Regions from separate parts of the Homo sapiens genome. Here region 2 is linked to region 1. The links are chromatin loops, found by intact Hi-C in ENCODE. Cell type or tissue: MCF 10A. All regions are shown on one strand.

Region 1 (8,000 bases):
AAACCAGCTGGGACCTTGCACCAGAGCCCGAAGAATGGAAGTCGGTGACTTCACCCCACACAGAGGCCAGGCAGTCAGGACACACCTGGCAGCAAAGTCCATTCTGTTTGGGCTCAGGCAGACCCCAGGACTGCCTGCTCTCAGGGGCTCCTATGGCAAAGGTTCAGCCACGAGCACAGGACGAAGCAAGGAGCCCATGCCTCTCCAGTACAAGCCCAGAAAATATCACCTCCCCACCTTTGAAGCTGGGGACAAGCACCCCATGTGATTCCTTTGGGATTGGGGTCTCTGTGGAACCACACCTTTCCAAAACCTCCAGGCCGATGGACGCTTCATCTCTTAGTGACAGCGAGGACAGCAGCCCAGAGGAGGAGGAGGAAGACAAAATGAGCAGCATGAGTCTGTGTGCCTGGCAGGAAAAAACTCCACATTCAAGGCCACAATCTTCACCTGCTGACCGGGAAAGCCCATTTCAGGCCCGCACCAGGAGGCTTAGGAGCCTCCAGGCCCAGGAAATGATTCTGAAGATGAAGGAGTCAATCAGCGAAAGGATCAAGTTTGTCCCTGTGCCCTGTGGGCACCAGGACTGGTCTGAGGAGGAGGAGGGGAGGACAGTGGTCCCCCCAAGACCTAGCACGGTAAGTGGCAGCAGGAGGGCCCCTGAGAGGCAGACGAGGTCCCAGTCAGAGTCGTGTCTCCAGAGTCACGTGGAGGACCCCACCTTTCAGGAGCTGCGAAGGGTCCAGAGGGACCTCAGTCAGAAGCTGGAGGCATTTTATGCCCTGGGTGCCAAAGGGCAGGGGCAGAGCCAGGAGCAAATTCTGCAGCCCAGAGCAGCCGCCGTGTGGCCCAATGGCACCTGCAGGGTCAGTCCAAGCAACACCACCAGCAGGCTCAAGGCATCCCTCACCAAGAACTTCAGTATTTTGCCTAGTCAGGACAAGAGCATCTTGCAGAAATGCAATCCCCATCCTGAGGACGAACAAGGCAAAGCTGGGAAGCTTCCAAATGCCATCCCATCAGGAGAGGTCAGTGAGGCTGCCAAGGCCACAGACTGGAATGTCAGAGGCTGTCCCACCAGAACATCCGTCAAGAAGCTTATTGAAACTTTCAGTCCCACGGAGAGTCTGAGGATGCTGGGGGACTCTAAGGACGCTGGGGCAAGTCCCTGCCTCAGGAATTGCATCATGCCCCCCAGATTTCCCAAGTACACAGGGCTTGCCCCTTTGTATCCGAAGCCCCAAATTTCTCCAGCATCAGGCAGAGAATCTCTCAAAATGGGCATAGGCTGGAAGCCCTTAGCACCTATCTTTCCCCCTCTGCCTAAAGCAGAAGCAGCCAAGAGTGAGGAGCTCAGCTGTGAAATGGAGGGGAACCTCGAGCACCTCCCTCCACCGCCTATGGAAGTTCTGATGGACAAATCATTCGCTTCTCTGGAGTCCCCAGAAAGCAGCAAGTCCACAGAGAACTCCCCCAAGGAAACCCAGGAGCCAGGGCCGGGAGAGGCTGGCCCCACCAGGAGAACATGGGCTTCCCCAAAGCTGAGGGCCTCTGTGAGCCCCCTGGACTTGCTGCCCAGCAAGAGCACCGCCAGCCTGACCAAGCCTCACAGCACAGGGCCAGGGAGTGGCAGGAGCAGCTGCCAGCCCAGGAAGCCAGCCCTGGACCTGAGCAGCCCACCAGCCACCAGCCAAAGCCCCGAGGTGAAGGGTGGGACTTGGAGTCAGGCAGAGAAGGCCACCAGCCTCTACAGGCAGCCCCGGAAGGCCATCGCCTGGCACCACTCCGGCCCTCCATCTGGACAAAACAGGACCTCAGAGTCCAGCCTGGCCAGACCAAGGCAGAGCCGAGAGAGAAGCCCCCCTGTGGGCAGAAAGGCCTCTCCCACGAGGACACACTGGGTGCCTCAAGCAGACAAGAGGCGCCGGAGCCTTCCCTCCTCTTACAGACCTGCCCAGCCAAGCCCCTCTGCTGTGCAGACGCCCCCCAGCCCACCTGTGAGCCCCAGGGTGCTAAGCCCACCCACCACAAAGCGGCGAACTTCCCCACCGCACCAGCCCAAGTTGCCCAACCCTCCCCCCGAGAGTGCACCTGCTCAGTGCAAGGTCCCCAGCCCCCCAACCCAGCACCCAGAAGCAAGCCCCCCTTTCTCGATTCCCTCCCCATCACCCCCAATGTCCCCTTCTCAGGAGCACAAGGAAACAAGAGACTCTGAAGACAGCCAAGCAGTCATAGCCAAAGTGTCTGGGAACACACATTCCATATTCTGCCCAGCTACCTCCTCTCTGTTTGAAGCTAAACCGCCACTCTCAACAGCCCACCCACTGACCCCACCATCGCTGCCGCCAGAGGCTGGGGGCCCTCTCGGGAACCCAGCAGAATGCTGGAAGAACAGCTCAGGGCCTTGGCTGAGAGCAGACTCGCAGCGGAGAGCAGCTCTGTGTGCCCTCAACCCTCTGCCTTTCCTCAGGAGGACAGCTTCTGACCGCCAGCCAGGTGGCCGACCGCAGCCTCCCACCTTGGACCCCACCAGCACCTCTTATGAATCCCAGCTCGGCCAGAACAGGTAAGGAGTGTCCTGGGGTCACTGCCCTTCAGCGGCTTGGACTAGAGAGGAACAGAGCGAATGGGCCAAAAGATCTTCTGGGTCTCAGTAGTTTTCAAACTGTGCTCCAAGAGAAGAGGCAGTTGGGAAAAAGGTGTAGGGGGCAGTTCCAGCTCCCCCACTCTCCAACCTTGAGTTACTGTGCTCTTATCTGTTACACATTCCAGCTGCCTAGGAAATATTTTAATTGAAAAGAGGCCCTGCTGTATTAAAAAAAATCAAGTTCAAATGAGAACACATGGACACAGGAAGGGCACACACCGGGGCCTGTTGGAGGGTAGGGAACAAGGGGAGGGAGAGCCTTAGGACAAATACCTAATGCATGCGGGGCTTAAAACCTGGATGATGGGTTGATAGGTGCAGGAAACCACCATGAAACAAATATATCTATGTAACAAACCTGCACGTTCTGCACATGTATCCCAGAACTTAAAAATATATATATATATCTCAAAAAAATAAAATAGTAAAGTTCAAAACACTCAAGTTAGTTCAACCCCACACACCCCATGTTTTACAGCTGGGGAAACTGAGATGAAAAGGCTTGCCCCTGTGGCTGGCTCACTGGTGCCGTGTCTCAAACCAGCAGCCTGGCTCCCCATGTTTCTGGTTCCCCGCAGGAGACCAGCATCTAGTTGGGAGGTTCTCAAGCTATTTGGTCCCAGGATGGCTTTAAACCCTTTAAAGTTATTAAGAGCCCAAAAGAGCCTTTGCGTGTGGAGGCTATATCTATCAATGTTTACTGTATTGGAAGTTAAAACTGAGAAATATGTAAAATATTTATTATTTTTTTAAAAAATACGTTAACACAAATAATATACTCTTATAAAAAGTGTGTATTTTCTTGTGTCCACTTTTTTTAAAGCTTTTATTTTAGGTTCATGGGTACATGTGCAGGTTTGTGATGTAGGTAAACTTGTGTCACAAGGGGTTTATTGTACAGATAGTTTCATCACCCAGGTACTAATAATACACAATAGTTATTTTTTCTGCTCTCTCCCTCCTCCCACCTTCCACCCTCAAGGAGGCCCCAGTGTCTACTGTTCCCCTCTTTGTGCCCATGAGTTCTCATCATTTAGCTCCCACTTATAAGTAAGAACATGCAGTATTTGGTTAGTTTGCTAAGGATAATTAATGGCCTCTAGCTCCATCCATGTGCCTGCAAAAGACATGATCTTGTTCTTTATTATGGCTGCATAGCACTCCATGGTATATATATGCATTACATTTTCTTTATCCAATCTGTCATTGATGGGCATTTGGGTTGACTCCATATCTTTGCTATTGTGAATAGTGCTGCAATGAACATTTGCATGCATGTGTCTTTATGAAAAGAGTATCTTCTACAACAACAAAAAATTTAGGGAGAAGAGTAGCACTGTCTTACATTTTTTCAAACCTTTTTAGCATCTGGCTTAATATAAGATGACCGGATTCTCAGCTCTGCTTCCATTGTCAACCTGTTGGGATCTCACACCTCATGTAGACGCGGGGCTCTCCACCCTGCATTCACAAAAGAATGAGTGAGAAAGAGAAGTGACATCTTAGTATTATGATGAAAATAGTTTTGACATCGTGGGCCCCCTATAAGTGTCTCAGGAATAACCAGGGGCCCCCAGACTACACTTTGAGAATGGCTAGTCCTGGAGGCATAGAATATAAATGTGTGGCTTCCCATATCCCCAAGGACCTAGCTCCACTTCTCCTCTAACTTCAAAAGTTTGTAGAGTGAGAACAAGAGTCTTCATGAGTGCTGAGCACCAGAATCCAGGGGTGGGGCTGCTACCTCTCCCCCGGGCAGGCTGAGTTCCAAGTGTGCCTTTCTCATCAGGGCAATGGACGTGCATGTCATTGGTCCAGCCGTGCAGACAGGCCCAGGCATGCAGCCGCAATGGGGCGTGAGTCAAAGTGTAGCCATTACTGGACACTGAAAGAAGAACTCGTATGCTCAAGTGGTTATTTTACAGAATACACGGGGAAATGTGCCTTTTCCCAACCTGGCATAGAAACAAAAAAAAAATGTCTGAGGTCTATTAGAGAAGAACTCTTATTAATGTGTCTATCAAGATCAGACAAAGCTCAACTAACATCGGTCCTTGCTATCTTTGCATAGCCCACGATTGTGTAAATCAGCAGTTAATTTCTGCCAGAGTGATACGTTTTGCAGACTTCACAATCTGTCCAGGCACAAATGGTAATTTTTTACAAAGTACTCGGCAGTCAATGTAAAATAAAGATATTATCTTGGGAAAGTTGTGCATTATTACAGTTAGATAAACTTCCCCAGCCACTTGAAAGAAATGAAATATTGATTATTTTTGCAAGAATCTTAATGTAACATTGCTCTTTTCTTAAATCTAAAATGAGCTTCCTACAGTACAGTGGTTTTCATCTGAGAATCTCTATAAATGTTAATGCATTATTCCTCACTCCCGCCACTTATTCAGTTATTAGATTTCTAGAACTGTGCCCTTCAGCAGAAGAGCTTGAGAGAACAGGGACAATAAAATGGCATTAATTAAAAACACTAACATTTTAAAACAGCAGGAGCAATAATAAAGTAACATAAAATTGTTCAAGAAGAAAATGATGCCCTTCTCTCAGCCTTCTCCTCAGAATAGGGCAGCCTAAAAGGTTGTTTTGTGTCCTGAATCTCAATACTTGGGGCAGGGGCGGCAGGGAGGTAACAGTGGCTTGAAAGAGAGAGGACGGTCAGGTGCAGTGGCTCACGCCAGTAATCCCAGCACTTTGGGAGGCTGAGGTGGGTGAATCACCTGAGGTCAGGAGTTTCAGACCAGCCTGGCCACCATGGTAAAACCCCGTCTCTACTAAAAATACAAAAATTAGCAGGGTATGGTGGCACGCACCTGTAGTCCCAGCTACTCGGGAGGCTGAGGCACAAGAATTGCTTGAACCTGGGAAGTGGCAGTTACAGTGAGCCAAGATCGTGCCATTGCACTCCAGCTTGAGTGACAGAGTGAGACCTCATCTAGAGAAAAATGTAAAAAAAGAGAGAGAGGGGAGGGTTCATAAACAGGACGCTTCCCAAGGTCACGTGGAAGGTTGTATAATGACTCGCAACCATTCCCCCGCCTCTTATGACACCACACAGCTGTAAGCCTTCCCACACTGTGAGCATGTGATGGGAAAGTGCTCATTCCCCAGCACCCCTGCCCCCAGGTATAAAGTTGGCATCTGGGAGCAGAAGTGCACCTGCTGTAAGCATATCAAGCCTTTGCCACCCTGTGAATGGCAAGCATTTTTTTCTGCCATCCTGCATATGGGGAAACACCACCAGGGACTAGGCATGATTTCCCCAAGATCATGCAACAAGCCAGTGCCAGGAAGCCAGAGGCTGCTCAGAACGGGCTGTTTCCCCAAGCACGGACATGCAGGGACACAACCACACCCATGATGTCTTGCAGCTGAGGCAGGCCTGCAAGCTGAACCAGCCTGCCCTTCCAGTCACTCCGTGCAGGCAGAAGCCCCCTTTTTAGAAAAATGGATGATGTTTATATCTCCTGATCTTGGGGACCTGGGGATTGGGAACAGCCCTTGGAGGCTTACCCAGGAAGCTCAATTACTGAGCTTCAACTGTTATTTCTGTGCCAAATCCCCCAGCAGAGCTACCAGCCTCTAGGTCTCAGGATGTTGGGGCACTGTGTGCATTTGAGAAGGCTCCAGACTTTCTCCCCTCAATGTGGTGTTTTCAGTCTTCACCTGGCCTGGACTGCCCAGGCATGCACGCTCTGCCGCCCTTACTCAGTCTCCTGGATCAGATACCCAGTGGGCCCTGGGCCCTGAACTCCTGTAGGGACCTGTGATGGGGCCGGAGGCCAACACAGATGAGATTGGCTCCATGGCACAGTGAGTTGGGTTCCTTCCTGTCTGACAACCATAGCTGTGTGCTGGTCTTAGCGCCCACCCCACTTACCCACGACTCCTACCACCCACCTCGATCTTGTTCAGATCCAAATGCAAACATATTCTCCACTGGTTTGGCATCCCATGTAAGCCTGACCTCACAGAGCTGAGCACATTGTGCAATAAAGCTCACAGATCAGGCAAGAATGTGCTGTCGCGAGCAGAGAGAAGGGCCTTCTTGCCTGTGCATGTGGGGAACTAGGGTCCTGTCCTGGCCCTGAGGCAACTGATTGAGAGCTCTGACCAAGGCCTCATAGTCCCTGTAGTAGGATAGTGTGGTCCCTAGAGTCCTTTCCTAGTGTGACTTCCTGTTCATTCAACAATGCAGCTCCATAGTGTCACTACCCACCTATGGGGCACTTATGCTATTAATACAATAGTATGCCAAGGGTCTTCCATGCTTCACCCAGTATTGATACCTATGAGTGCCTGATGAGCTGGGTACTATTATTACTTCCTTTTTTAATTTTTATTTTTATTTTAAGACAGAGTTTCACTCTTGTTGCCCAGACTGGAGTGCTATGGCGCAATCTCGGCTCACTGCAACCTCTGCCTCCCGGGTTCAAGCGATTCTCCTGTCTCAGCCTCCTGAGTAGCTGGGATTACAGGTGTCCACCACTATGCCCGGCTAATTTTTGCTATTTTTAGTAGAGATGGGGTTTCACCATGTTAGCCAAGCTGGTCTCAAACTCCTGACCCCAGGTGATCCGCCCTCCTAGGACTCTCAAAGTGCTGGGATTACAGGTGTGAGCCAGCACGCCCGGCCTATTACTTCCATTTTATAAGGAAGGAAGCAAAGATTCAGAGGGGTGAACTAATAAGCCAGAGAGTCAGGACTTGAAACCAGGCAGTCAGCCTCTAATTCCCACTCTGGGAAGCCTCAGGCTGTCCTGCCAGCAGACGGCCAGTGTGGTTTCCTGGGCAGGTCCCCTGCTAGCCAAAGCTTGCTCCATGCTCAGGGCCACCCTCCATTCTGCACTCCCAAGGCACTCCCAAATCCCACTCAGGCTCCTGTGGGGGTCCTCTCCCCATGCAAAGCCCCTCTTAGCTGTGTCACTTGGCAGCTGAGAATCTCTGTTCCAGCCAAATGCGGGGCCTGCGCTGGGCCAAGCTGTTTGCATTTTTCTCTATTCGGGAAAAGGGTGGCAGCTGAGCGAAGCCGGTTTTTTCCTTGTTGTTGTTGTTGTCTTTAATTCAACTGGCTAAGCCTAACCCTTATTAAACAAGAAGTGCTTTAAAAACAAAAACAAAATAAAGGCCCAGCTCCCAGAGCTTCTGAGGGAGTTGCTTTGTTCAGAGCAGCAGGATCCAGGGCTTCAGGGGAAAGAACAGGACTCAGCCAGTCACCCCAGCTCCCACAGCGCCCACCCCTGCAGGCACACGGCAATGGCGGCACCAGCCTGGCAAGCCTGGTACAGAGGGCAGAGGCCTGGCACCCAGGGTGAACAGGCTTGTGGGAGAGGGCTGGGGA
Region 2 (8,000 bases), 390 kb before region 1:
CCCTTCTCTCAAGTCTTGTGCTGTCTGTTGTTCAGTGGCTGAAACCCACCATTTTTTCTAGATTTCCAGCTTTCTATTTCTTTGTAACATGAGAGCAATCCCTGTAGCAGTTAATCCTCATGAGCCAAAGTAGAAGTTTTTGAGGAGCTCTGAATAAACCAAAGAACAGACTTTCATATTAAAACATATTTTCAGTATGAAACATACCATATCTACTGTGAACAGCAGTCATCATTTTCTGTGGTATTTCAAGTGAATGGAATGTCTGGAATCCTTCTTCTTGCTGCAACAGTCAATCCAAAACAAGGGAGCACGTAAGCACTAATTTCCTTGGGTATTTCACATGTTAAGAGAAGTGGGCATCTAAACCATCCTGTAAAAATCCATCTAAGGTCTAAAAGAAGGAAATAAAATTATCCTTCATTACATGTTTTTGGTTTATTATTGTTAGCATGTTAGTCTTAGGTCGGATTTATGGTGTAGGTTTTTACGATTATATGTTATAAGACTACTTTGATTATACAATCAGCCCAAATGTGCTGTAATATGTTCTATATATTTATTCCCATTTTATAGGATTTGGATCATCATTTTATTATTTCAGATGATGTTACATTTTGCTCTTGTGCCTTGTTATTGGCTATATTTATAATTAATTGGATCCTAAGTCTTTGGTTAACAGCATAACCCTTTTTATGACATAATTCCTATGGGGAAAATAGGAATCATTTTATAATGATTTGCTTTATAACACTGTTTTCAAGGACACATTGTAGCAAAAAGGAGCCATTGCTTTAAAAGGACTCTAGTTTAACTCTTGCATTTCTTCTCAGTATGGTACAGGCATACCTCATTAAGATATTCCAGACCACCACGATAAAGCAAGTATCTCAGTAAAGCAAGTAACACAAATTGTTTGGTTTTTCCAGTGCATATGAGTTTTGTTTACTAAGTGTGCAATAGCATTATGTCTAAAAAATGTACATACCTTAATATGAAAATGTTTTATTGCTAAAATATGCTAACAATCATTTGAGCCTTCGGTGAGTCAGAATCTCTTAGCTCGTGGCAGGTCTGACCTCAATGTTGGTGGCTGTTGACTAATCAGGGTAGTGGATGCTGAAGGGTGGGATGGCTGTGGCAATTTTAAAAATGACAGCAATGAAGTTCGCTGCATCAACTAACTCTTCCTTTTATGAAAGAGTTTTCTGTAGCATGTGTTGTTGTTTGATAGCGTTTTACCCACAGTAGAACTTCTTTCAAATTTAGAGTTAATCCTCTCAAACCCTGCTACTGCTTTATCAGCTAAGTTTATGAAATATTTTAAATCCTTTTTGTCATTTCAACAATGTTAACAATATCTTCACCAAGAATAGATTCGATTTCAAGATACTACTTTCTTTGTTCTTCCACAAAAAGCAACTCCTCTTCCATTCAAATTTTATCATGAGATTGCAGCAATTCAGACACATCTTTGGAGTCTCCTTCTAATTCTACTTCTCTGGCTGTTTCTACCACACCTGCAGTTGCTTTCTCCAATGAAGTCTTAAACCCCTCAAAGTCATCCGTGAGGGATGGAATCAACTTCTTCTAAACTCTTGTCCATGTTGATATTTCGACCTCTGCTACAAATCAAAAATATTCTTAATGACACCTAGAATGGTCCTTTTTTTTTTCCAGAAGAGTTTCCATTTGCTTTGCCCAGATCCATCAGAGGAATCACTATCTATGGCACTTACAGCCTAACGAATGCATTTATTAAATAATAAGACTGAAAGTTGAAATTACTTCGTGATCAATGGGCTGCAAAATGGATGTTGTGTTAGCAGGAATGAATACAATATTGACTTCCTTATACAGCTCCATCAGAGCCCTTGTGTAACCAGGTACATTGTCAACAAGCATATTTTTAAAGGAATCTTTTTCTCTGAGCAATAGGTCTGAACAGTGGACTTAAAATATTTAGTAAACCATGTATTGTGATCCAGACTTCGTTGTTACATTTATAGGGCACAGGCAGAGTAGATTTAGCATAATTCTTAAGGGCCCCACAATTTTCAGAATGGTAAATGAATATTGTTTGTAACTTACAAGTCACCAGCTGCATTTGCCCTTAACAAAAGAGTCAGACTGTCCTTTTAAGTTTTGAAGCCAGGTATTGACTTCTCTAGCTATGAAAGTCCTAGATGGCATCTTTCAATAGAAGGAAGTTTTAATCTATATTGAAAATCTGTTGTGTAGTGTAGCCACTTTCATCAGTGATCTTACCTAGATCTCTAGATAACTTGCTGCAGCTTCTCCATCAGCACTTGCTGCTTCACTTTGTACTTTTATGTTATGGACATGGCTTGTTGCCTTAAACCTCATAAACCAACCTCTGCTAGCTTCAAACTTTTCTTCTGCAGCTTCCTCGCCTCTCTCAGCCTTCCTGGAACTGAAGAGAGTTAGAGCCTTGTTCTTGGTTAGGCTTTGGCTGAAGAGAATATTTTGGCTGATTTGATCTCCTATTCAGAACACCGAAACTTTTCTGCACAGCAGCAATAAGTCTGTTTCACTTTTCTTATCATTTGTGTGCTCCCTTGAGTAACACTTTTTATTAAAAGTCCTCCAAGAACTTTTCCTTTGCATTCACAACTTGGCTATTTGGTGCAAGAGGCCTAGCTTTTGGTCTGTCTCAGCTTTCAACATGCCTTCCTTACCAAGCTTAATCATTTCCAACTTTTGATTTAAAGTTAAAGACATATGACGCTTCCTTTCACTTGAACACTTAGAGGCCATTGTAGGGCTAGTAATTGGCCTCATTTAAATATGATGTGTCTCAAGGAATAGAAAGGCCTGAAGATAGGGAGAAAAATGGAGAATGGCATGTCGGTGGAGCAGTCAGACAACATTTATTGATTAAATTCACTGTTTTATTTTGGCGTGGTTTTTGGCATCCCAAACCAATTACAATACTAACATCAAAGATCACTGATCCCAGATCACTGGAACAGATATAATAATAATGAAAAAATTTGAAATATTGTAAGAAGTATCAAAATGTGACACAGAGACAAGTGAGCACACACTGCTGGAAAATATGGTGCCAATAGACTTACTCTATGCAGGGCTGCCACAAATCTTCAGTTTGTAAAAAATGTAATGTCTGTGAAGTGCAATAAAACAAGGCGTGCCTGCATGTGTATATGACTTATGTCCTCCGCTGGGTAACAAATGTGCTTAGAACAATGATCAAGTATTGCATTCTTTGTATCTACAATGCCTTACATTTAAGAAGAAAGCAGCATGGCATAATGCTATTGTATTTCAAACGATTTTTTCATGCATCAAAACTCTTTCTTTAAATTGTATTTTACATGGAAGCCCAATTTAGAAAATATATTAACAAGAATTCTTCTGGCTGAAGTGAGATCAGGAGCTCAGCCCCCACATCTTGCTGTGTTCGTTCCACTCCTACTGCAAGGTAGTCACTAAAACCTCTTCACTGTGGAGCAAGGCTCCAGGGTGGATGGGTCAAGATTTGCAATGAGTCAAGCTGAGTTCCAGCTGAGGATCCACTGTGTACTTGCTTAGAGATTTGGAGTGAGTCACATAACCTTTCTGAGGCTGCTTTTTACAAAACATGGATTTTAATCATTATAATACTTCTATATCAGTCAGGAATGCTTTTAGCTGAAAGTAACATAAAATTCAGTTTATGGTGATCTAAACAGAGATTCGCTTTTCTTACTTAAAAATAAGTTCAGAGGTATGCAGTTACTAAATGTTTTTTAGACATTCAGTGATATTGTTGGGGACCTCAGCTGTTTTTATCTTTCTGTCCCATCATACTTAGCATTTTGGCTTTTATTTGTATGCTTGTTACTTCAGTGTCACAAGATGGCTATTCATTTATAAGTTCCAGGAAGAAAGAAGAAGCAAAGTCCTCTACCTCTGGAAGTTGTTTGTTTTTAATTCAGGAAGAAAAATTCTCCCTCAGCACACTTAAAAAAAAAAAATCATTAGCTAGAACATGCCCATCCTTAGCCAATCAGTTGCCAAAAATAACGAGTTTGCAACAATCAAAGATTTCCGCCTGAGGATTAGATAGGGACTTATGTTCCCAAGTTTTAAGGAATCTCCAGCCCAACCTCTGAAAACATCAGCGTCCTGCTGACAGAAGAGAGGGAGCAGCAGAGGAGTGTCCATTGGTGTCCGCCATGTCTGTCCCTATTCCTGCCTGAAGTTTAGATGGCTGCCATGTGCTTCAAATGTGGATGTTGGAGAAAGTGACTTTCAACCTATAAAAGCACCAATGAAATGAGATCATTCATTATGTTAACCTCTCGGTAAATTAAGGAGTGAACAAAGGGGAAAATTTCAATGGAGAATAAGAATGACCTTGAATGTCCTAAGTCAGCAGTTATCAAAGTCTGCAAGTTTCAGTGTGCTGCAAGAAGCTGTTTGTTTTTAAGGCATATGTTAGATGGCATCAGAAGGATTGTTAATTTAAAATATAAATTCAGTCCTACTGAAGGTGGACCTCTAGGTGAGTCCCAGGAACTTATATTTTGAAACATTTCCCAAGTGACCTATAAGCCTATTAAAATGGAAAAGTGTGGTCCTGTATGACTGGGAACCACTCAGTGAGGCAAAAGCAGGTGTTCTTGGGTAGATGTGCACCTACAATGGGCATTTGGGAGTATCAGAAAGGGGAACACCAAACAAAAGGGCAGGTTGCTGACTGGTAGCTGTACCTTCTGTTTAGCACAGCCCCTCCACAGTGTAAGCACTCAATCATGGCAGCAACTTTTATTCTTACTGACAATTTTCTCCAGCACCAGGAGAATTCAATCTTAATGGAGGCTTCAGCTATGGTTCAGTTGTTCAGTCACTGTCTGTGAAATGAAGCCACTATCACCCAGGTCTGCTTGTGATAGACATCATTGAAACTCCTAATTTGATCCACAGGGAACAATAGGAAATTCCCAATGCATTCTGTAGGTCAATAAGAAATGTTAAGCCTCAAGATTGTGTTGAAGGCATTTGCAAGATTGATGCAGTATCTATAAAGGGCATGGAGTCCCTCAAATGAAAGACAGCCCAATCAAGGTGTAATGATTAGCGACATCTCCTTAGCCCAGAGCATTGGAAAGTGCAGATGATAAATTACTATAAACGCTTAATGGAATGCTTCAAAGTTCTATGTAATATTACAACATAGCGTCTCTGAAGCTAAGTCCCCGGGTGTGACTGAGCAGATGTTTTCCTGGTTGATTTTGAAGCAAATTAATCAAGTTATGGATGATTATTCCAGGCTGTGTGTCCCAAGTTACATAACTGTACCTGAAATGATTGTCAAATGTAAACAAATGTATACCCAAGCATATACGTTTAAGTTTACATAGCTATGTGTGTGTACATGTATGTGTGCATGTATGTATATGTATACACATTGTAAAACACTGTGGGAGTCACATGTTAAACACGATTATAGGTTTAAAAAGTAGATTACATGTCTCCATTTGTCATTCTTAGAGTCTTTTTTTCCTATAAGCTAAGCACACCGGTAAGCTTTCACAAAGGCTATTGGTGAGAGTAGCATCTGAGACCTTCCTGACTTCCTAAAGTATTGATGATAGTACTTTCAAGATGCTGAAAGACTGTGGCTGGACAGGAGAAAAGTATGTGTGAAGGATTTTTTTGTTTTAGTACCTTGTACAAGGCACCTAACCTCTCTAAACATCAGTTTCCTCATCCATGAGAAGGAAATCATAATACCGACATCAAAGGATTATTGTGGGAAGTGAATGAAATAATGTATGTAAAACACCCAGTACAGTCTGACAAATAGTAGACTCTTGATAAACCACTGTTATTGGTTTTATTTATCTCTATATGTAGATGTGACAGGTTTGAAAACGTGATCTGAACCCAAGCTCCCTGATTCATAGTGTTGTTTGAAGGCACCATCTGAGAAGGAGCAATGTAAGAAGACAAAGAGTCACGCCCAGACCTAGACAAGTGTACAATAGGGTTCAGGGCCTCACCTGGGCTCCTGCAGGAAGAGTTCCCCTGAGACCTGCAGATGGAAACCTGTCCATACACAGAGGCCATAGATGCACTGCAAATGATCTGGAAGAAGCCTTAGAGAAGTACTGTTTGGAATTATCCCCTGAAAGCCCATTTCCCAGCAGCAGCTGAAGCCCTCCCTACTCCTAACCGAGGCTCATCCCTTCCGGTTTACTTCTTCACCTTATTTCTGAAGTTCACCTGAGCATAGATGGGCAGATGCAGTGACTCACCACCCAGAAACACCATTCAGCCAGGTGGGTAAGATTCCAGCTCCTACATTTCAATCGAGCCAATGCTGAAGTGTTAGCTGGCCTAGTGGACTAAGTAGGTAAGGAAGGATACTCCCTTCACTTTTCAGACCCAGAGAGGTACATCTCCCCTTCTGTTTTAAACTCAAGAGAAAGTTACCACGGTGCCTTTCTGCTTTCAGTGTGCTGCAAGAAGCTGTTTGTTTTTAAGGCATACAATGGAGAAAGCAGGGTCTCCAGACTGGCTTGTGATTACTTTCTTTCTTCTTTGAGTGTGGTCATCTTGCAGTAGAAATGTCGTTCTATTTTGTCTTTATGTGCGTGGCCACTTTTCAGTTATTCTCCCCTAACTGAGAAGGCAAGGGCACACTCTGTATAAATTGTATATTCTCTGTAAAGAAAGAAACCAGTACACGTTGAGCAACTATTAGGAGATGGAGCATTATTCTAGATATTTCACATGTGACATCTAATTTAATCCTCAAAAATAACCCCACAATCTAGGTGGTAATATTCCCATTTTTTATTATGGTAAAATACATATAACATAAAATTTACCATTTAACCATTTTAAGGGTACAGTTCAGGGACATTAAGTATATTCATATTATTGTGCAATCATTACTGCCATCCAACTCCAGAATGTTTTTCATCTTGAAAACTGTAATTCTGTACCAGTTGAGCAATAAGTCCTCATTCTCCCTCTAGCCCCTGGCAACCAGCATTCTACTTTCTATCTCTATGAATTTGACTACTCTACATACCTCATGTAAGTGGTATCATACAATATTTGTCTTTTTGTGACTGGCTTATTTCACTTCTCATGTCTTAAAGGTTTATCCATCTCGGAGTGTGTGTCAAATTTTTTTTCCTCTTTAAGGCTGAATAATATTACATTGTGTGTGTGCGTGCCACATTTTGTGTAATCATTCATCTGTCAATGGACACAGGTTGTTTCTACTTTTTGGCTACTTTGGCTGCCATGAACGTGGGTGTACAAATATCTATTTGACTCCCTGCTTTCAATTCTCTCCAGTATATGCCCAGGAGTAGAATTGCTGGAGCATACGACAATTCTATGTTTAACTTTTTGAGGAACCACCAAACTGTTTTCCACAGCCCCTGCACCATTTTACATTCCCAGCAGCAATGCACGAGGGTTCCAATTTCTCCTCCACCTTACCCACTCACTACTCTCATTATTTTCTGGACATTGTTGTTGTTGTTTATTGATAATAGGCATCCTAATGGATATAAAGTGGTATTCCCACCAGGCTCAGTTTTAATCTAGAGCTCTTTGGCCTCAAACTTATGGCTGTGTTCCTTGCACCCCCACAATGCTAGGAGTGCAGGGACCTCGGGAAAACCACAGAGTAGAGAGTCTGTGTAAGAGAAGAGCCTGGTTGTGTCAGTTCTCTTTTTCAAGAGCCACCCAAAGATGGAAAGGCAGTCTCTGCAACATAATTGCCCAGTCAAGGGCACAGCCCAGAACTTCAGTCTGTGCAGTTATAAATAGAAGCTTTTGAATTCCCATTTCTCTTACTTCTCTTAGTCAGTCAAGTGGTTTTTGACCTTTTCTTTCTTGCATCCGGAGGAAGGTTCCCCCTGGGGATATTGTGCTTGTTCCCTTCTGCAGCCAATTAGATCATTTTGATTGTGGAGCTAACAAAACAGTCCTTATTTGAAAACTGACAGTGA

The links. Hi-C counts contacts between places; a loop is a spot of excess contacts. Peaks named below come from ENCODE experiments on the same cell type or tissue, not always from the same donor. Only the 100,000 strongest peaks of a DNase experiment are listed, where the experiment ranks them.
Region 2: it touches region 1 in a loop (9-fold over the local background); 1 of 110 quality-filtered maps calls a loop at or near these places.

The regions. Positions count from the first base shown.
Region 1 is chr2:29,065,160-29,073,159 of GRCh38, reverse strand. It overlaps PCARE (photoreceptor cilium actin regulator), which reads left to right. Exons shown (of 2, transcript NM_001029883.3): 1 at 1-2,566. Among named protein-coding and RNA genes, the nearest start is that of PCARE, 5.4 kb to the left of the region's middle. RefSeq lists enhancers at 5,547-6,047, 7,349-8,000. In MCF 10A, no CTCF peak of the experiment used is centred here; DNase peaks (open chromatin) are centred at 4,449, 5,949 and 6,669.
Region 2 is chr2:29,455,563-29,463,562 of GRCh38, reverse strand. All of the region lies in intron 4 of ALK (ALK receptor tyrosine kinase), which reads left to right. Among named protein-coding and RNA genes, the nearest start is that of CLIP4, 340 kb to the right of the region's middle. In MCF 10A, no CTCF peak of the experiment used is centred here; DNase peaks (open chromatin) are centred at 1,072 and 3,522.